Linked DNA regions of Homo sapiens: region 1 is linked to region 2. Evidence: read pairs that join two places in POLR2A ChIA-PET (ENCODE). Cell type or tissue: PC-9. All regions are shown on one strand. Each heading gives the region's core, and the rest is flanking DNA. Links, peaks and the distances in the headings are about the cores only.

Region 1 (7,832 bases), core at 1,517-6,516, 1.3 Mb before region 2:
TGGGCCACCATTAACACCCGGCAAAGCGCCGGGAACTAGAAGTAGCGAGAAAGAACTTGGGTGGCTGTTTTAATATTCTTCATTGGTGCTCTTTTTTTTTTGAGACAGTGTCTGGCTCTGTCACCCAGGTTGGAGTGCAGTGGCACCATCTTGGCTCACTGCAACCTCTGCCTCCCAGGTTCAAGTGATTCTCGTGCCTCAGCCTCTCAAGTAGCTGGGACTACAGGCACGTGCCATCATGCCTAGCTAATTTTTGTATTTTTAGTAGAGGCGGGGTTTCACCGTATTGGCCAGGCTGGTCTTGATCTGATCTCAAGTGATCTGCCCGCTTCGGCCTCCCAAAGTCCTGGGATTACAGACATGAGTCACCTCGCCCTGCCAGATTGGTGCTCTTATTAAGCATATTTAGAAATAATCTAAATATCAAAAAAATGAAAACAATTATTCCTCTCCATGGTTTTGCTAGCTATCCAACCAAGAGAAACAAAACCATAGGTCCACACAGAGAGTTGTATGACATGTTCATAGCAGCATTATTCAATATGTTCATCATTCATACAATGGAATATTATTCAACAACAAAAAGGAATGAACTATCGATGCATGCTACATCGTGAATGAATCTTTAAAATGTGTTAACAAGAGGCTGGGCACAGTGGCTCAAGCCTGTAATCCCAGCACTTTGGGAGGCCGAGGCAGGCGGATCACGAGGTCAGGAGTTCGAGACCAGTCTGGCCAACATAGTGAAACCCTGTATCTACTAAAAATAACACAAAAAATTAGCCAGGCATGGTGATGTGCGCCTATAATCCCAGCTACTCAGGAGGCTGAGACAGGAGAATCTCATGAACCTGGGAGGCGGAGGTCGCAGTGAGCCGAGATCATGCCACTGCACTCCAGCCTGGGCAACAGAATGAGACTTCATCTCAAAAAAAAACTGTTAAAAGAGCTAGACACAAAAGACTATATATTGTATGATTACATTTATATTAAATTCACAGAAAAGGAAAATCTATACAGACAGAAAGCTGATTAACAGCTGCCCAGGGCTGAAGACTCAGATCTTTTAGGGGTGATGGAAATGTCCTAAAACTAGATTGTATTAATTGTTGCAAAACTCTATAAATTTACTTTAAAAAAATCATTGAATTGCACAATTAAAATGGATAAATTTCATGGGTATGTAAATTATACCTCAAACCTGTTTTAAAAATTCTATTTCTGCAAGCACTGCACATGTTAAAACATGCAAAGGAAGTTAGTGAATTAAATTCTTCTCCATCTTATTTTTTGAGACAGTCTCGCTCTGTTACCCAGGCTGGAGTGCAGTGGTGCAATCATAGTTCACTGCAGCCTTGACCTCCTGGTCTCAAGTGATCCTCCCACATCAGCCTACTGAGTAGCTGGGACCACAAGTGTACACACGAGAGAGAGAAAGAGAGAGTATGTGTGTGTGCGTGCGTGCGTGCGTGTGTGTGTTGAGTTTTGCTATGTTGCCCAGGCTGGTCTTGAACTCCTGAGCTCAAATAATCTGCCCAGCTTGGCCTCCTAAAGTGCTGGGATTACATGCATGAGCCACTGTGCCCGGGCAATGAATTAAATAGTTATCTAACAGTAAATAAGCACATATCTCTCAGTACAATTACTTTCAATATAAATTTCCAGGCCAGGTGCAGTGGCTCACACCAGTAATCCTAGTACTTTGGGAGGCTGAAGCGGGTGGATCACCTGAGGTCAGGAGTTTGAGACCAGCCTGGCCGACATGGTGAAACCCTGTCTCTACTAAAAATACCAAAAAATTAGCTGGGCATGGTGGCAGGTGCTTGTAATCCCAGCTACTTGGGAGGCTGAGGCACGAGAATTGCTTAAACCCGGGAGATAGAGGTTGCAGTGAGCCGAGATCCCACACTGCACTCCAGCCAGGGCGACAAGAGTGAGATTCTGTCTCAAAAAAAAGAAAAAAAAATCCCAAGTCAAAATAACTAGAAATTTACTGGAGACCTACTTATCAAACTTTAAATAACTTAAAGGAAAAAAGGCACTGTCAATCTGATTACTGCACAGTAATTAAGAACTCAAGCTCTTGGACAAGGTCTCTCAACGCTGACACTCATATATTTTGGCGAGAAGTCTTTGTTTGGGGAAGGGGGCTGCATCCTATGCACTGCAGGATGTGTAGCAGTATTCCTAGCCTCTACTTGTTAGATGCCATTAGCAGCCTGTCCACTCCCATACCCCAGTTGTGACAACCAAATCTCTCCAGACATTGCTAAGTGTCCCTTGAGAGGCAAAATCACCCTAGTGAAGGCTTTAAAACCGCCTGTGTTTAAATTCTTACCCCACAATATTTAACTGTGTGACAAGCTTTTTAACCTCTCTGTCTCAGTTTCCTGTTTGCAAAATGGCACATAACAGTACTTACCTCAGAGTTTTGCTGTGATGATTATGGTAAATAATCCATTTATCACAGAAATCAGCAAACAATACAAATCAGAACTTTCAGAGGACCAGTTTAACACTACACCACTAACCTTTCCCACTACCCCAGCCAAAACTGTAAACTTACCCTTCTATTCTCTGCTTTCTCCCTATCCCTCATTCGAACCACACTCTCAATAACACTAATTACCACCACATGACAGACCATATATGTTAATATGTATCGTCCATCACCTTGACTAACATATAAGCTCCACAAGGGCAGGGATTTTTGCCAGTTTGTTTTTTGTTGCATTCCCAGCATACAGTACACCCTCAGAAGCTTTCTGTAAAATGAGTAAATGCCAAGGGAGGCGGATGACCTGACGTTAGGAGTTCGAGAGCAGCCTGGCCAACATGGTGAAACCACGTCTCTACTAACAATACAAAAATTAGCCGGATGTGGCAGCGGGTGCCTGTAATCCCAGCTACTTGGGAGGCTGAGGCAGGAAAATAGCTTGAAGCTGGTAGGCAGAGGTTATAGTGTGCGGAGATCGCACCACTGCACTCCAGCCTGGGCAACAGAGCAAGACACCGTTTCAAAAACAAAGAAGAAAATGAAACATCATATGAAAAGAGAAACCTACGGCTAGACGACAGAAAAAGAAAGTGGACAGGCTAACTCTTTGAATGTGTGCATGAATAATTCCAGAGCAATGTAGGATCACCTTAAAATTATCTTGCTTAATACGAAGTATCCAGAAAGCCATGTCATCCCCTATTCTGAGGCAGACTGGTGCTATGGTCTGAATATTTGTGTCCTTCCCAAATTCATAAGTTAAAACATAAATTCCAATGCAACAGTATTAAGTGGTAGGGCCTTTAGGAGATGATTAGATTATGCCTTGTGAATGGGATTACCAGCTTTTACTAAAGAGGCCCGAGAGAGCTTGTTTGCCCCTTCCACCATGTGAAGTGCAGTGAGAAGGCACCATCTATGAGCCAGAGTGACCCTTCACTAGACAGCATATCTGCTGGTGCCTTCATCTTGGACTTCCCAGTCTCTAGAATTTGAAGATACAAATGTCTGTTATTAATAAGCAACCCTGTTTATGGTATTTCTGTAATAGCCTGAACAGACTAAGACAACAGGTGAGAAAAGTGGAGTGTATTTTGCAAAAGCTTAATGATTGGTTACTATGTGCTAGGTATACTGGTTATTTTGCAAAAGCTTAATGATTGGTTACTATGTGCTAGGTACACTGGTTTTTTTTGTTTTTTTGTTTTTTTTTTTTTTGAGATAGAGTCTTACTCTGTCGCCCAGGCTGGAATGCAATGGCGCAATCTCGGCTCATGGCAACCTCCACCTCCTGGGTTCAGGCAATTCTCCTGCCTCAGCCTCCTGAGTAGCTGGAATTACAGGCACGTGCCACCACATCTGGCTAATTTTTGTATTTTTGATAGAGATGGGGTTTCACCATGTTGGTCAGGCTGGTCGCGAACTCCTGACCTCGTGATCCACCAGTCTCGGCCTCCCAAAGTGCTGGGATTATAGGCGTGAGCCACCGCGCCTGGCCACTGGGTACACTTTTAAGCATTTAATATTAACCTATTGTGCAAATAATCCTAAAAAGTATTATTATAATCTCCATTTTAAGGATGACAAAACCAAGGCACAGAGAGGATCAGTCCAAGGTCATATAGCTAGCAACTGGTGGAGTCAGGATTTCAACTTCCAGAATCAGAACACTATACCATTATGTTATGTTGCCACTTGTTAATTCTGCCAACACAGGCTATCCACATATCCCACAGCTGATAATAATGTAGAACAACAAAAGGATGAAGGATTAAATTGAGGCAAAGAAGTTAGTGGAGAAAAGAGGGAAAGAGATGAGAGGGAAGAGGTGTTTTAAAAGAGTTATCATGGAAGAAGAAAATTTCAAAAATAGGGATTGATCAATGGCATCAAAATAGTTCAACATTCTTGAATAATCAATATTCTTCCTGTTAGAATAAACAGTAAAAAAAGACCACCAAATCTGGCAATTAAAAAGCCACTGGGCCCTGGGCAACATGGTGAAACCCTGTCTCTACTAAAATACAAAAAATTAGCTGGGTATGGTGGCAGGCACCTGTATTAGAGCTGTCCCAGCTCTCAGGAGGCTAAGGTACAAGAGTCGCTTGAACCTGGGAGGCAGAGGTTGCAGTGAGCCAAGATCCCACCACCGCACTCCAGCCTGGGCTACAGAGCAAGACTGTCACAAAAAAAAAAAAAAAAGTCACCAAGAACTTTAAAGGCATTTTAGAGAGAACAACCTTTAAGACTGAATAAGAATTGAGGAAATGATGTGATGGAATGTAGATATTTCAAAATACTTATGAAGAAAGAAAAACGACGGCAGCTTTAAAAGATAGCAAGTATGACGTATAGCTTTTACTGGATAAAGTGATGGCACACCTTAAGTATACTTTCAGAGTTAAAGTTATCTTGCCAGAAAACTGTGCTATTTAAGAATACAGACAGGGCGCAGTGGCTCACACCTGTAATCACAACACTTGGGGAGGCTGAGGTGGGAGGATCGTATGAGCTCAGGAGTTTGAGACCAGCCTGGGGAACACAGTGAGAACCCCCACCTCTAAACAAACAAACAAACAAATAAATAAATAAATAAATAAATAAAATATCATTAGAATGTAATGCAATCAGTCTAAGACATATACTTAGAGGCACATATTCAGACTGCTGAGAATAGTAGACACACAGATGTTTGAGTCATCCTATGCTTCATTTTCTCATGCATAATTAATCAATTAAGGTTCTTATGTATAGATATATGAAAAATCAACATTGTTAGCATTTTATAAAATGTATTCAGTTGTCTATTATTTTAATGAAATAACATCTTTGAACAGAGAGTTGACAGAAGATATTTTCACTTGGATTTACAGTATTTAAAAGTAATTTAGTATTAGAGCAACTGTGATACTTACAGGAAAAAAATTAAACAAAAATTAGGATCAGAAGGAAAAACAAAAAGCACAATTATGAATTATTATCTTTCCATGTACTTTGAAAGATAGGTTAATTACTACTTCCTTAACAGTGAAACTCAGGAAGAATAAAACTAGTTAGGTTACAAAAGGCTAATTAGCATTTCTATGTATTTTATCAAGGGCATTTCCAACTTACATGGCAGTATGTCCTTGTATCTGTTCTTTTTAACATTTTCTTCTTTTTCTCCAGTGGCTGTGGGATATATCTTTTCTGTTCTATATTTGGTAGACAATCTTCTTAACCGCTTAAAATACAACAAATAAAAATTAAAGTTTAGAGAAACAGTGATATTTTCAAATTTTTAATGAAATCTGGTGACCCCAATTCCTCACAACTCATTTTCCTGTCTCTTAGCTCTTAATTTCCCCATCCCTTAATAATTAACCCCAAGGATAATTTCTTTTATAGCATAAGTGCAAACATAAGATTCATATTTATTTCACATGAGCAGCAAAGAGGGAAAACAGAATAAAAGTAATATAATTTAAAGATATCATTAATAAGCTGAGTCAGAATATTTAACTCAGTCTTTAACATATTCGAGTAATTTCAGTGTTTTAACTAAGGGTCACAATAACCAAGTTTTAAAAACATGCCTAAAAGAATTTTCTTCTCTCAATAAACCATGAGCACGCACCCATGATGTGCCAGGCTTTCTCCCAAGGCATAAGCTAATAATTACTTACAAGACACTGCAAAACAAAGTTCTTTCATATTGAATTGGAAATGTCCAACAAAGACCAATTCTGCTTATTCACTGCATTACAGAACTAGTTTGTGGGTTAGTGACAAATTCTTACCACATATGGCAGTAGGGATGTTCTTTGGGCTGGAATATTTCTGCGTGTCAGTAATACACTTCCTGCTTTCAGAAGCACTGAAAGTCAGTATTGTGAATTGTTCAAATTCTACACAACTACATTGCTGAAATTTAATTTCAAAGGAACTTTCTTTCAGGCCTCAAGACATATTAAAAGCATTCTGGTTTTACCATTCAACAAATTATTAAATACAAATAAAATGAAAAATAAATCTGATAAAATTTAACTTTCTCATTAATTTTTGCTACTTGTGATACTGATATTTAAGGAACTAAAACTGCCTATAAACCTTTCTTTTTCTTTGAAAAACGACTAAATTTTATCATCACAATACTAGAGACCTACAACAGGAATACATTTTTTTCTTTATGATAAAGATTTACTAGAATCTTATTCTGCACTGGCACAATGTCAAAGTAAAATTCCCCACATTTATGATGCTATTTCTTGTGATTTCCTGTGGTAATAGAGTTCTCCAAATATATACATGTGTCAGAGGAAAAACTGTATTCAAAAGCAAGTGGGGGCCGAGCATGGTGGCTCACACTTGTAATCCTAGCACTTTGGGAGGACTGCTTGAAGCCAGGAGTTCAAGACCAGCCTGCTTAACAATGCAAGACCCTGTCTCTGAATTGTACTTCTACAACTTTGTCCTCCAGATAAAAATGGGACACACATGAAATGATTTATATTCAAAGTTACATACCACAGCACTTTGTTTGTTTGTTTTGAGACAGGATCTCACTCTGTTGCCCAGGCTGGAGTGCAGTGGTGCGATCTCGGCCCACTGCAACCTCGGCTTCCCAGGTTCAAGCAATTCTTGTGCCTCAGCCTCCTGAGTAGCTGGAATTACAGATGCGTGCCACCAGGTCCAGCTAATTTTCATATTTTTAGTAGAGACAGCGTTTCACTATGTTATCCAGGCTGGTCTTGAACTCCTGACCTTAGGTGATCCACCCGCCTCAGCCTTCCAAAGTGCTGAGATTACAGGTGTGAGCCACGCGCCCAACCACTGCAGCATTGTTAGTAACAGCAAAAAACTACAATCAAAGAAACCTCTTAATACAAAACTGGCTAAATTTGTTTTATTCATACCATCAAATATGAGAGAGCTGAAAAACAAATGAGTTAGCTTTTTATATATAGTAAGATGACAGTATCTGAAAAATACATATTAAGTATAAATGTAAAAAGCAGGAAACAATAGTGTACATTATATACACAGTGCAGTATGTATATATGTAATATATTACTACTGGTGTTAAAAAGAAATAAAAACATTTGCATTTGCTTGTACATATGCATATATCATCTCTGGAAGAAAAACTATTAACAAAGTATGTGTCTGTGGGGAAGGGAAATGGGTACCTAAGGGAAACGGATGAGAATGAGACATTACTATTATGTCTTTTCATATCTTTTGGATTGTATGACTGTATTGCCTGTTCAAAAAATTGAACGTAAATAAAAAAGGACAGTAGAAAAGATTGTTTATGATGTCGTTACTCCATATTAACAAAGATCCTCATGGTTAC
Region 2 (7,832 bases), core at 2,252-7,251:
GGCTGCACCCCAGCCCATGTCTCCGCCAGGGTGCAGCGGGCCCAAACCAAGGTCTGGCCCCAGCCCTGGGCTTTTTCCCTGGTTTTTTTTTTTTTTTTTTTTGAGATGGAGTCTTGCTCTGTTGCCCAGGCTGGAGTACAATGGCGCTATCTCAGCTCATGGCAATCTCTGCCTCCTGGGTTCAAGCAATTCTCCTGCCTCAGCCTCCAGGGTAGCTGTGATTACAGGTATCCGCCACCATGCCTGGCTAATTTTTTGTATTTTTAAGTAGAGATGGGGTTTCACCCTGTTGGCCAGGCTGGTCTTGAACTCCTGACCTCAGGTGATCCGCCTGCCTCGGCCTCCCACAGTGCTGGGATTACAGGTGTGAGCCACCTCGCCCGGCTGGCTTTTTCCTAAACATGGAGCTACTCCTGCCGCCTCAATCAATTCTTTATTTTTTTTAGAGACAAGGTCTTGCTCTGTCACCCAGGCTGGAGTGCAGTGGCATGTCCATAGCTCACTGTAGCTTCGAACTCCTGGGCTTAAGAGATTCTCCCGCCTTAGCCTCCCAAGTAGATCAGACTGCAGGCACCACCGTGCCCAGATAATTTCTTATTTTTAGTAGAGCCAGAGTCTCACTATGTTGCCCAGGCTGGAATGCAGTGGTATGATCATAGCTCACTGCAGCCTCAACCTCCTGGACTCGAGCCATCCTCCTGCCTCAGCCTCCTGAGTAGCTGGGACTATAAACATATGCCACCATGCTCAGAATTTTTTTTTTTCTTTGAGATGGAGTTTCACACTTGTTGCCCAGGTGGAGTGCAATGACACAATCTTGGCTCACTGCAACCTCTGCTTCCCAGGTTCAAGCGATTTTCCTGCCTCAGCCTCCTGAGTAGCTGGGATTACAGGCAAGCACCACCACATCTAGCTAATTTTTGTATTTTTAGTAGAGATAGGGTTTCGCCATGTTGGTTAGGGCTGGTCTTGAACTCCTGACCTCAGATGAACCACCTGCCTCAGCCTCCCAAAGTGCTGGGATTACAGGTGTGAGTCACTGTGTCCAGCCCCAGCTAATTTTTAAAAACGTTTTTGGTAAAGATGGGGACTCACTATGTTGCTTAGGTTGGTCTTGAACTCCTGGGCTCAAGCGATCTTCCCGATTCAACCTCTCAAAGTGCTGGGATTACAGGCATGAGCCACTGCGCCTGGCCTTGATTCATTCTTTAACCCCAATCCCTCCTGGCAGGCTCTGCCCCCTTGTTCAGTCCTGGGGCGGTGGGCAGGGAGGGGGAAGACTTCCTTCTACCAGAGTCAGCTGCTGATACCATCACTGTCATCTTAGGCAGGGCAGCTGCTGTACCCAGCTGAGAAGAAGGGTGGGAGGGGCTGTTATGCTATAGGAACCCCGCCCAGAGGGAGTCTGTTTTTCCCAGGGTCCCCAGCTGTGCTCTTTTCTCCCTGGGCTGAGTCGAGAGCCCTGGCTGGACACTTGCTTTTTGTTTGCAGGCCAGCCAGGGAGGCTCTGCCACCCTCGTGCTCCTGCCCGAGGCCATCCCACGAGTCTGTTATTGATCCAGAGCCGTCCCTTCTCAGCCAAGCCAGGGATTCCCGGCATTTGTCACACTGCCAACTCTCCCAGCACCAACTGGCGGTTGGCAGGGCTGTCTCTTGTAAGCAGCCCATGAAAATATGGCTCGTCCTTGGGAGGCACAGTTAGATGGGCAAAGCGAGGTCCAAAGTCACCTGGCGAGTTGGAAAGGGAAAGAGAACCAGAGGTCTCGACCAGGAGGAGCGTGCCAGGAATGGAGTGATCTCTGCTTATGCGTGGGTCTCCATCCCTGGCCTCCTCAGCGCTGGCACCCAGGGCATCGGTTGATGGGTAGAACAGTGCACCCTTTGGGGTGGAGTGCACGCACCCTGCTCCTGCCCTGCCCAGACCTGCTGGGTGACCCTGGCCAAATGCAGTCCCAGTCAGGCCTCAAGTTCCCCTCTGTAAGCTGAAGGGTTGGGCCAGCCAGTTTCTGGGAAAGGTACCTGCCCAAACGAATTAGTCCACTGGGGCATGGAGGGGAACACCTTTTCTTTTTCTTTTCTTTTTTTTTTTTTTGAGACGGAGTCTCGCTCTTTTGCCCAGGCTGGAGTACAGTGGCATAATCTTGGCTCACTGCAACCTCTGCCTCCTGCGTTCAAGCGATTCTTCTGCCTCAGCCTCCCGAGTAGCTGGTGAGAGGTGACAGCGTACTGGCAGTCCTCGCAGCCCTCGCTCGCTCTCGGCGCCTCCTCTGCCTGGGCTCCCACTTTGGCGACACTTGAGGAGCCCTTCAGCCCGCCGCTGCACTGTGGGAGCCCCTTCCTGGGCTGGCGACGCCGGAGACGGCTCCCTCAGCTTGTGGGGAGGTGTAGAGGGAGAGGCGCGGGCGGGAACCAGGGCTGCGCGTGGAACTTGCGGGCCAGCGCGAGTTCCGGGTGGGCGTGGGCTTGGCGGGCCCCGCACTTGGAGCAGCCGGCCGGCCCCGCCGGCCCCGGGCAGTGAGGGGCTTAGCACCTGGGCCAGCAGCTGCTGTGCTCGACTTCTCACCGGGCCTTAGCTGCCTCTCAGCAGAGCAGGGCTCGGGACCTGCAGCCCGCCATGCCTGAGCCTCCCCACCCCGCTGTGGGCTCCTGCGCGGCCCGAGCCTCCCTGACAAGCACCGCCCCCTGCTCCACGGCGCCCAGTCCCATCGACCACCCAAGGGCTGAGGAGTGCGGGCGCACAGCACGGGACTGGCAAGCAGCTCCACCTGCGGCCCCCATACAGGATTCACTGGGTGAAGCCAACTGGGCTCCTGAGTCTGGTGGAGAACCTTTATGTCAAGCTAAGGGATTGTAAATACACCAATCGGCACTCTGTATCTAGCTCAAGGTTTGTAAACACACCAATCAGCGCCCTGTGTCTAGCTCAGGATTTCTGAATGCACCAATCGACACTCTGTATCTAGCTACTCTGGTGGGGCCTTGGAGAACCTTTGTGTCCACACTCTCTATCTAGCTAATCTAGTGGGGATGTAGAGAACTTTTGTGTCTAGCTCAGGGATTGTAAACACACCAATCAGCCCTGTCAAAACGGACCAATCAGCTCTCTGTAAAATGGACCAGTCGGCTCTCTGTAAAATGGACCAATCAGCAGGACGTGGGTGGGGCCAGATAAGCGAATAAAAGCAGGCTACCCGAACCAGCAGTAGCAAGCCACTTAGGGTCTTCTTCGTCAGTGTGGAAGCTTTGTTGTTTCGCTCTTTGGGTCCACACCGCTTTTAAGAGCTGTAACGCTTGACGTGAATGTTTGTAGCTTTACTCTTCAGCTAGCGAGACCACGAACCCACCGGGAGGAACAAACAATTCCAGATGCGCCGCCTTAAGAGCTGTAACACTCAACGGTGAAGGTCTGCAGCGTCGCTTCTGAGCCAGTGAGAGCATGAACCCACCAGAAGGAAAAAACTCCCGACACGCCGCCTTTAAGAACTGTAACACTCACCGTGAAGGTCCTCGGCTTCATTCTTTGAGTCGGTGAGACCAAGAACCCACGAATTCTGGACTCACCGGGACTACAGGCGTGCTACGACGCCTGGCCATATTGGTGAGGCTGGTTTCAAACTCCTGACCTCGTAATCCTCCTGCCTTGGCCTCCCAGTGTGCTGGGATTACAGGTGTGAGCCACTGTGCCCAGCCGGAAACACCTTTTCTTTGCTTTTCTTAAATTTATTTATTTTTGAGACAAGGTTTTGCACTATCACCCAGGCTGGAGTGCAGTGGTGTGATCATAACTCACTGCAGCTTCTAGCTTTTCGGCTTAAGTGATCCTCCTGCAGGTGCGCACCAGCACATGTGGCTAATTTTTTTTTTCTTTTTTTGCAGGGATGAGTTCTTGCTATGTTGCCCAGGCTGCTCTCTAACTCCTGGTGTCAAGTAAATCTCCTGCCTAGGCCCCCCAAGGTGCTGGGATTACAGGTGTGAGCCCCTGCGCCCAGCCTGCAGTGCCTTTCTATAGTTTCCACTACACATTTACAGATCAGGGACACTTTTTTTTTTTCCTGAAAGTTTTGCTCTGTTGCCCAGGCTGGAGTGCAGTGGCCTGATCTCAGCTCACTGCAACCTCTTGAGTAGCTGGGATTACAGGCGTGCGCCACCACACCCGGCTAATTTTTGTATTTTTAGTAGAGACGGGTTTTGCCATGTTGGCCAGGCTGGTCTTGAATTCCTGACCTCAGCTAATCTGCCCCCTTCAGCCTCCCAAAGTGCTGCGATTACAGGGGTGAGCCACCACGCCCAGCCAGATCAGGGACACTTAGAGCTATGATGCTGTTCACTATCCCCCATGTCTTGATATGCCCTCCAGGCCCCAGGGGAGCTACACTCAGAGGTTCCCCCCATATTCCCTGGGGGGCAATTTCCCTGGGAGGGGCAGTATGGCAGTGGGGCTTAGCCCCCATATCAGGGATTCTGAGCTTTGAGGGCTAGTGCCAGACTGTCTGAGACAAGCCCAGCCTCACCCGCATCCCTCTGCTCTTCTGCTTTCTTCCTCCTCTCCCTCCCCTGCCAACCCGTGACCTCTGGCACTGTTGCAACCCCCCAGGTCCTGGTGTATGCATGTGGGAATGGTGGGGAGGTGTTTGGGGGGGCCAGCCTGACCCCTGCCCTGCCCTGGGCTCTGCCATGGTGGCATAGGGCTTCGGTGGTCTGGGGCTCTGTGCCTGGGCTGGAGGTGGTTTGGGGCTCTGTCCCTGGGCCGGAGCTCCAGTTCCCCCAACCCTCCTGTCCCTTGGTGGCTCTCCTCCATCACCAAGAGGCTCTTGGGACCTAGCTCTGGGGTTCCCTGTCGCCTTTCTGTGGGCAGCTTTTGCTTCTGTCTCCACCCTCTCAACAGAGCAGTCGAAAGCTGCACCTGTCAAATCCTGTTGATTCTATAGTCGGAGTGATGATGGCGCCTGGAAATAATTCACTCCTGGGCAGCCAAGGCCCGGGGCTGCCTGATCTCACAGACTGTGAGGTCAGCAAGCCCTAGACAACACCCGTCCTGGGGGGGAGGGGCAGTTCCAGGCCTGTCCTGCCTTTTTGTTTGTTTGAGACCGAGTCTCACTTTGTTGCCCAGGCTGGAGTGCAGTGGTGCAATCTCAGCTCGCTGCAGCCTCCACCTCCTAGGTTCAGGCAATTCTCCTCTTTCAGAATTTGAGACCAGCATGGCCAACATGGAGGAAGCCTGACTCTACTAAAAATACAAAAATTAGCCAGGCGTGGTGACAGGTGCCTGTAATCCCACTTAGGAGGCTGAGGCCTGAGAATCGCTTGTACCCGGGAGGCGGAGCTTGCAGTGAGCTGAGATCATGCCATTGCACTCCAGCCTGGCTGACAGAGTGAGACTCCATCTAAAAAAAAAAAGAAAAGGCAGGACAGGCCTGGAGAGGCCCAGAATTGCCCCACCACCCCAGAAGCAGCACAAAGACTCCACAAATCTAACACCCAGCAGAGACCCCCAGATCTGGGCCAGCCTGTCCTGTCCTGCCAGCCAGAGCCCACTATGCCCAGAGGTGCTGCCCCAGGCTCACATCATCTGAGCTGAGCCCTAGAGCGTGGGCTGGGACCTGCTCTGACTCCCCACCCTGCTCCAGATGTGGGTCTCTGGACAGGGAACTCGAGGGAGTAGACTGGGCTGGGCGCAGCAGCTCTCCCCTGTAATCCCAGCACTTTGGGAGGTCAACGCAGGAGGATGGCTTGAGCTCAGGAGTTTGAGACCAGCCTGGGCAACATAGCGAGACTCTGTCTACCAAAAAAAAAAAAAAAATCAGCCAGGCTTGTGGCGCGCTCCTGGAGATGCCTTGAGCCTAGGAGTTCCAGGCTGCAACACTTTGGTATGGTGCACCAAGATCCCACTACTGCACGCCAGCCTGTATGACAGTAGGAGACTGTCCCTAAAAAAGAAGCTGGGGCCGGGCGTGGTGGCTCACGCCTGTAATCCCAGCACTTTGGGAGGCTGAGGCGGGCAGATCACCTGAGGTTGGGAGTTCGAGACCCACCTGACCAACATAGAAAAACCCTGTCTCTACTAAAAATACAAAAATTAGCCGGGTAGGGTGGCGCACGCCTATAATCCCAGCTACTCTGGAGGCTGAGGCAGGAGAATCGCTTGAACCTGGGAGGCGGAGGTTGCAGTGAGCCGAGATCACGCCATTGCACTCCAGCCTGGGCAACAAGAGCAAAACTTGGTCTCAAAAAAGCAGCAAGGTGGTGGGGGGTGATATTGGGGGTGGTGTGGACATGCTCCAGGCCCTCGCCTGCAGGGTGCCACCCTTCTTAGGGAACCTGGGAAAGTCAGACTGTGGGCTGAGAAAAGAACATGGGAGTATTTTTTTTTTTTTTTTTTTTTTTTTTTTTTTCTTCTGAGACGGAGTCTTCCTCTGTCGCCCAGGCTGGAGTGCAGTGGCACGATCTCGGCTCACTGCATGCTCCGCCTTGAACATGGGAGTATCTTGCTACAGCCTCAGACTCTGGGTCCCTCAAATATTTGAGGACCTTGGGACTGAGCTCCAAAGCTCCCATCTGTTTTTTGTTTTTTTTTTTTAGATGGAGTTTTGCTCTTGTCCCCCAAGCTGGAGGGCAGTGGCATGGATCTTGGCTCACTGCAACTTCTGCCTCCTGGGTTCAAGCGATTCCCCTGCCTCAGCCTCCTGAGTAGCTGGAATTACAGGCATGCAACACCATGCCCGGCTAATTTTTGTACTTTTAGTAGAGACGGAGTTTCACTGTTGGCCAGGCTGTCTCGAACTCCTGTCCTCAGGTAATCCACCCGCCTCGGCCTCCCAAAGTGCTGGGATTATAGGTGTGAGCCACCGCGCCTGGTCCCCCATCTGCTTTCTACCTCAACTTTCCCTGGGCCTGGTGAGAGGGTGGCAGCTAGGGCAAGGGCAGACAAGAGAGAGGGGAACTGGGCCCTTGGAAGCCTGTCTACACCTGGAGGGAGGCCAGCTGGAAATAAACACAGGCAACAAGAGCTGCTGGCCCAGCCAGCAGCACAGGTCTGAGCCCGTCGGTTGGCCAGGGCTCTGCCCAATCTCCCCACCCCGAGACTCTGCGGGCTCCGTTCTCACCCCATTTCGGCTTGCCAGTTCCCTTGTGACTGCCAACAGGGATGCCCTGGCCTCAGGGAGTGTGGCGGTGACAGAGATCTCAAAGCTTGCCAGGTCCACTGTGGTGTCCTTGGGGTGTGCTGAAGCCGATGCCAAGCTTTTGACATAGTAATCCTCCCATCAGCTCTGAGGTGCAATTACCTCTGTGCCCCTTCACCTGGGACCCAACCTAGGTGCTCCTGAGAACTCAAGCCTCAGGTGCTTCTCTTATTTCCTCCTCCTTCCCCACCTTACAGTTTTAATTGCAATCGTGACCTTGCAATCATGACCTTTTTTTTTTTTCTTTTAAAGATGGGGTCTCACTCTTTCTCTCTGGGCTTTTGGTTGTTTTGAGACAGGATCTTGTTCTGTTGCCCAGGCTGGAGTGCAATGGCACGATGTTAGCTCACTGTACCCTTCACAACTCCTGGGCTCAAGCGATCCTCCTGCCTCAGCCTCCTGAGTAGCTGGGACTACAGGCGTGCAGTACCACCCTGCCTAATTTTTATTTTTTAGAGACAGTCTTACTATGTTGTCCAGGCTGGTCTAGAACTCTTGGCTTCAAGCACTCCTCCTGCTTCAACCCCCCAAAGTGCTGGGATTGTAGGTATGAGCCACTGCGCCCGGCCCTAAGACCTCTGTCTTTATGGATGTGAGTCAGCCTGTGTCCAGCAACCTACACCAGTGTACCCACATGGCCCAGCACGGGCC

What was found. ChIA-PET counts read pairs that join two places held together with the same protein. Peaks named below come from ENCODE experiments on the same cell type or tissue, not always from the same donor. Only the 100,000 strongest peaks of a DNase experiment are listed, where the experiment ranks them.
Region 1: POLR2A ChIA-PET joins it to region 2 with 7 read pairs; 1 of 35 experiments calls an interaction of 5 or more read pairs at or near these places.

Annotation. Positions count from the first base shown.
Region 1 is chr7:77,568,966-77,576,797 of GRCh38, reverse strand. It overlaps PTPN12 (protein tyrosine phosphatase non-receptor type 12), which reads right to left. Exons shown (of 18, transcript NM_002835.4): 2 at 5,612-5,720. Among named protein-coding and RNA genes, the nearest start is that of PTPN12, 36 kb to the right of the region's middle. In PC-9, for the core only: no CTCF peak of the experiment used is centred there; no DNase peak of the experiment used is centred there; H3K27ac peaks cover 1,066 bases.
Region 2 is chr7:76,304,377-76,312,208 of GRCh38, reverse strand. No RefSeq gene overlaps it. Among named protein-coding and RNA genes, the nearest start is that of HSPB1, 5.6 kb to the right of the region's middle. In PC-9, for the core only: no CTCF peak of the experiment used is centred there; a DNase peak (open chromatin) is centred at 4,998.